Linked DNA regions of Homo sapiens: region 2 is linked to region 1. The links are chromatin contacts, found by Hi-C or POLR2A ChIA-PET in ENCODE. All regions are on one chromosome and are shown on one strand. The core of a region is the stretch at or near the end of the contact, and the rest is flanking DNA. Distances in the headings are between cores, read along the strand shown.

What was found. Hi-C counts contacts between places; a loop is a spot of excess contacts on that map. ChIA-PET counts read pairs that join two places held with the same protein, here RNA polymerase II (POLR2A). Pooled maps may share reads with other maps.
Region 2: a pooled map shows a loop between it and region 1 (2.7-fold over the local background). The contact joins the promoter of PCBP1-AS1 here to the promoter of SMANTIS in region 1. A Hi-C loop is called at or near these places in 2 of 50 pooled maps. POLR2A ChIA-PET finds 5 or more read pairs at or near these places in 2 of 52 experiments (GM12878 and OCI-LY7).

The regions. Positions count from the first base shown.
Region 1 is chr2:69,797,603-69,800,371 of GRCh38, forward strand. SMANTIS (SMARCA4 interacting SWI/SNF chromatin remodeling complex scaffold lncRNA) reads right to left here and starts at 1,396. Exons shown (of 3, transcript NR_164155.1): 1 at 1,186-1,396. The region is part of intron 3 of ANXA4 (annexin A4); the gene reads left to right.
Region 2 is chr2:70,085,641-70,088,409 of GRCh38, forward strand. It overlaps PCBP1-AS1 (PCBP1 antisense RNA 1), which reads right to left and starts at 1,375. Exons shown (of 11, transcript NR_033872.1): 1 at 1,338-1,375. PCBP1 (poly(rC) binding protein 1) reads left to right here and starts at 1,837. Exons shown (of 1, transcript NM_006196.4): 1 at 1,837-2,769. The coding sequence starts at 2,104. It also overlaps a transcript of ASPRV1 not described here. RefSeq lists enhancers at 434-573, 714-803, 844-1,053, 2,259-2,769 and silencers at 1,264-1,413, 1,864-1,923.

The DNA.
Region 1 (2,769 bases), core at 146-2,645:
GGTGGTTCCGGTTAACTTCCAGACATAAAATCCCCTTTCTATTTAGATGCCATTCTAGTTGTAGGCAGAATGGGTGTCTTCAGAGAACGTAAGGGTCAAATGGTGGCCTTCCTGCTAACAGAGAGAGTACTGAGACTAAAATTTGGTTTTGGAGGACATGTTCCTCCTTGCTGCTGAAAGCAGAGTTCTCCCACTTGCAGAGGGGGCATAAGGTTTGGTCTCTATTAGAGGGATGTAAAAGGGAGGAGAACTGAAAAGCCAGAGACTTTTAGCAAAGGGCAGACAAGATTCCTCATGGAGAGGATTCCCATTTTACTAGGTGGTGCTAGTGGAATACCAGGCAGTAACTTTGCCTCCATATGCTCTTTAAACAAAGGATGGAGAGAGAAGTCTGACCTGTGGCATGCTGTCCCCACAGCATACCTCCTAACAGGAGAAAGTTAGTTTGCCTCATAGAGGGGCTATCCGGTCCGACTGGACAGTGCTGGTTCCTCACATGGGAAAAGAAACAGCCTAAGTGGACAGAGGGGCATTTACTGGGGGGAAAATAACCTCCCACCCAACCCCAGGAAGTATTATCATTAGGAGTTAAATAGTCTTTGAGATCTGGATCATGGAATTCCCCTGTCTGTAAAAAGTCAGAAAAACAGCAATCCCTTAACCTGCATTCCTGGTTACTACGGTGGTTGCTAAACCTGCCTAATTGAATTATTTCCTGGGCTATAAAAATTCCTGCAGCATTGCATACAGAGAGGAGATGGGAGACATGGTGACTGCAGAAAGGAAAGGAGGAAAATAAGATTTGCAATAGGAAAACTTGGAGATCCTATGGCTGACACCCAGTCAGGCAATCAGAGGCTGGGGTCAGTCCAGGAGCCTTTTGAATAACACCAGGGTGTGGCCCTGGCCAGAAATTCTCAGTTGCTCCAGGACCTATTCCAGCCCCATACAACAACCAGGCTTTCTGTGAAAAGAAACTAGTTTGGACACAGCCAACATTCCCGGCACCCTGAGGGCAGGTCCTCCCCAGCAAGCCTCACATCTGAGTCTTCAAGACTGGTGGCCAGCCCTTGTGGCTCCTTAATCAGCTGTCAGATGCCCGGTGTTTTTGATAGTTATTTGAGAGAATAAAAACGGAGGACAAGAAGCCTCGGAAGTGAAAGTAGAGTCCGCTCCTTTACTCACCATTCTGATGAAGTCACCTTCAAATCCCAGACGAGCCCTCAAAATGAAGCAGCCTTGTTGTCTGGGGTGAATACTGAGGTTCTTGGTCACACGACCAGATATTGAGGTCAAGGACATGCACACACACATCGAGTGAGTTTGGAGCAGGAGTTTAATAGGCAAAAGAACAGAACAGCTCACAGTCACAGAGAGGGGTCCCGAGCAGGTTGCTAAGCAGTAGTAAAAATGTCAGGGTTTTTATAAATGGTCTAGGGAGGAGGGGCCTCATGAGGAGGGGATGTCTTATCCTCTTAGGGCCTGATGGTTTAGCTGCGACCAAGTGTGCTATCTATATAGAGCAGAATTTTTTTTATCAGCTTTTATCCCATTCCCTGACCACATAGGCTGACTCTTAGTCTGTGTTTCTTTGTCTTGCTTATCTGGGAGGGAGAGTTTCTGTGTCTGTTCCCATACATCTTCTTGCAGCTGCAGGCATCCGCCCCATGAGTCTGCTTTTAGTTTCTCTATCTTAGTGCACCTAAAGGGAAAGGAATGTGCTTATTAAGACCCACTGTTTTACTGGGGCCCATTGTATAAGTGTGAAGTTTGGCAATTACCCAGGAGACTTCCACCCCTTCTTCTGTGCTTGAGCTGTCTTATCTGTATTTTACAGCCTGAACTTTCAGGTTACTTGTTGTTAGAAGAGAAGTGATTTTTTTTAACTGTGTGTGGTTAGAAAGGGAGCTATTTTTGAGCTGCTTTTTGTTAAAAGGAAAGTTTTCTGCTGGGGACTCACTTTACCCTAAATGTCTACCTAAATAATTTCTTTTTGCCTCCTATAACACTGGTAGTGTCTTCCAGCATGCTACCCTCCAGTTAGCTCCTTGGGGGCCAACACCTTCATGCTGGGTAGGTACAGTGATTCTATGTGCACCACAAACTACCTGGCCTAGCCTCTGCCCCCAAGACCTTGTCTCAGTAGACTTTTGGCCAGAGAAGTATCCCCTGGTTCTTAGCTGCTATTTAGAATCTCCTTGAGATTTGGGTAAAAACACTTGACCATGAGACCATCTTTCTATCCAAAAAGAATTCATTTTACTCAGCCTCAATGTTGCTAACAGTAACAACAACCGTAGCAATAATAGAAAATGTTTATTAAGCTCTACTATGTGTCAGACATAGAGATAGATGCTTTCCATGGGTTATCTGTTTTAATCCTGACAGAAGCTTGTCTTACTGTTGAGAAGGTAAAGTATAGTGAGTGAGGCTGGCTGACTTGCCCACGGTCTCAGAACTATTAAGTGGTATATTCAGGATTCTAGATAATTCCTAGAACACTTTCCTTTCATCTTTGCATGATCAGCTGCCTCAAGTCTGATTCCAGAGCTGGAGTTCAAGCCACTGTTCTATGCTGCTGCCCATCTCTGAAGAGAACATTGTCCTGAATCTATGTATCTTCTTCTTTTCCCTTTTTCATAAAAAGAGAAAGGCATAGGACCCACCTTTTTTTTCAGTTTATCCTAATTCTTTGGTTACAAGGACACCATAATTCAAAATGTAGCCCATGTTACATTCAGAATTATCAGCATAAAGGGTGAGGAGACA
Region 2 (2,769 bases), core at 125-2,624, 290 kb after region 1:
GAGAGAGAGAGAGATAAGAACACCTACCTCAGAGGACCATGGTAAAAATTAAAGATAGAATACGGTGAACTGCCTTGCATCGGATGTGCTGGCACTGGCCAATGCACAATAAACGCCTGTCCCTTCTAGACTAAAAATGAACACTTAATTGTGGTAAACTATTAATAAGATTCACCGGCCAACTGTCCTATGAAAAAGTCAGAGGCACTGTAGTCTCTTCGTAGCTCTCGTTCTCTCCAGCACAACAGCCCATGCTAGGAAGTCTAGAAAAGCAGTAACTTATCTCATTCCTTAAATTAAACAGAGGTTTCTAAATGCTTTGGTACTGTGGGGACCCAAATTATCCCTTGATACTGCCCCCCTATTATCCACTATTAAGCTTTAAAAAGGCGAGAGATTAAATATTGTGCCCACATTTTACAGTCATTCGCGTTCCCGTTTCAAATTAAAGGGAGGAAAACGCGTTAAAATTAGGCCTCCGACCTTCAGACCAGCCTGTGGGCTTTTTTAAGTCATAAAACTCGCGGAGGTGGAAGGCCCCGGGGAGGAAGAGGGGTGCATTCTAGAGCTTTCGGGCCGACCCCAATTTCTCGTTGGCGACGAATGCTAACCACGTGTCGCCATTTTGTGTTCAGGAAACATGGCGGCCGCCCCAAGGGTAAGGAACAGGGGAGGCGGAGTAGCGCCACGTTAGCCGCTTTCCCTGAGAGATTGTGAAGCACGTTGCGCACGGGGCCCTTTCTGGTCTGGCTTAGCCCAAGGAGGAAGGGGAAAAGGCAGAAATCACAACTCATAGGCCAGCGTCTTGAGCGACACTTCCTCAGCGGGAAGAACCGGCAAAAAAGGCCTTCCAAGATGGCGGGCCCTGACGGGGCCGCCCCCCTTGAGCCTGGCGCAGTGGCTGCGCCCATGGGCCCGAAAAGCAGCCGCGGGAGCCCAGGCCGCGCGGGGAAAGCCGCAGAAACGTCCTGAAGCCCTGGCCGGCAGCCCCTGAACAAACGAGGCCTCCACAGGCGTACACTATTGTTTCTAATGTCGGAAAAGGGTGCCGCGGTGGAAACGACACAAGGGCAGGAGGTGGGGTTTCTGTGGCTTTAACCGAAAGAAACTTGCGAAACGCAAACAAAGCATTATGTAAATGGACGCCATTCTTTTTAGGACCACGTTTCTAGCACGCCCCACAAACAGCAGAGCCGCGATTCGGCAGGCGGCCGTGAGTGGGTTTCGGTCTTTCTGCCCACCGGCCGCCGCCGGGGAGCAGGAGCTGGGGTGGGGGATCCATGCAGGGCGCCCGGACGCCGGGGACGAAAGGGCCCCACGTGCCCGCCCGCGCGCACCCGCTCCGCAGGCCTCGCCTCGCCGCCCCTCCCCCCCGGAAGAGGGCTGCTGCCCCTCCCATCCCCCCACACCCTCGCGCACGCGCTCTGGTCACCTCACGCGCATGTTTTAAACCCGCGGCGTCCCGGCTTGTGCCTGCAGTTTCCGCCGGGGCTGCCCATGTCGTTCCGCGCACGAGCCCCTCATGTAGGGCAGGAAAATAATGTCTATCCCGCATACACAGCACTAGTATTTTCAGTCACCCGCCAGTGCCGTTAGAGTTAATAAAATACGTCATCATTTTAAAACTTTGCCGGACTCACAGCTTCCGCCCATCGTGCGCTTCATTTTCACTACTGCAGTGTCAGAAGGTTTTTTTTTTAAGGACCATGTAAGGGTTGGCGCAATCTTGTGACCTAAAAAAGACGGGTCCTCATTTTTTTTCAAGGGGTCCTGCGCAGCAAGCACTTCCGGGGTCAGAGGGTACGCGGGGTTGAAAGCGGGCTTCCCGCCCCGCCCAGACCGCCGAGGCTGCCGCCGGAGTCGCCACCGCCGCGCCCTCGCCCACCCGCCCGCCCGCCGCTCCCGGCCCCGCTCGCCCCCTCCGCCGCCGCCGCCCGCCCCTGCGACTACGCTGCGGCCTCCCGCCCGCTCCCGCTCGCTCCCGCGGCCCTCGCTCGCCTCGCGCCGGCAGTTTTGGGCCTACACCTCCCCTCCCCCCGCCAGCCGCCAAAGACTTGACCACGTAACGAGCCCAACTCCCCCGAACGCCGCCCGCCGCTCGCCATGGATGCCGGTGTGACTGAAAGTGGACTAAATGTGACTCTCACCATTCGGCTTCTTATGCACGGAAAGGAAGTAGGAAGCATCATTGGGAAGAAAGGGGAGTCGGTTAAGAGGATCCGCGAGGAGAGTGGCGCGCGGATCAACATCTCGGAGGGGAATTGTCCGGAGAGAATCATCACTCTGACCGGCCCCACCAATGCCATCTTTAAGGCTTTCGCTATGATCATCGACAAGCTGGAGGAAGATATCAACAGCTCCATGACCAACAGTACCGCGGCCAGCAGGCCCCCGGTCACCCTGAGGCTGGTGGTGCCGGCCACCCAGTGCGGCTCCCTGATTGGGAAAGGCGGGTGTAAGATCAAAGAGATCCGCGAGAGTACGGGGGCGCAGGTCCAGGTGGCGGGGGATATGCTGCCCAACTCCACCGAGCGGGCCATCACCATCGCTGGCGTGCCGCAGTCTGTCACCGAGTGTGTCAAGCAGATTTGCCTGGTCATGCTGGAGACGCTCTCCCAGTCTCCGCAAGGGAGAGTCATGACCATTCCGTACCAGCCCATGCCGGCCAGCTCCCCAGTCATCTGCGCGGGCGGCCAAGATCGGTGCAGCGACGCTGCGGGCTACCCCCATGCCACCCATGACCTGGAGGGACCACCTCTAGATGCCTAC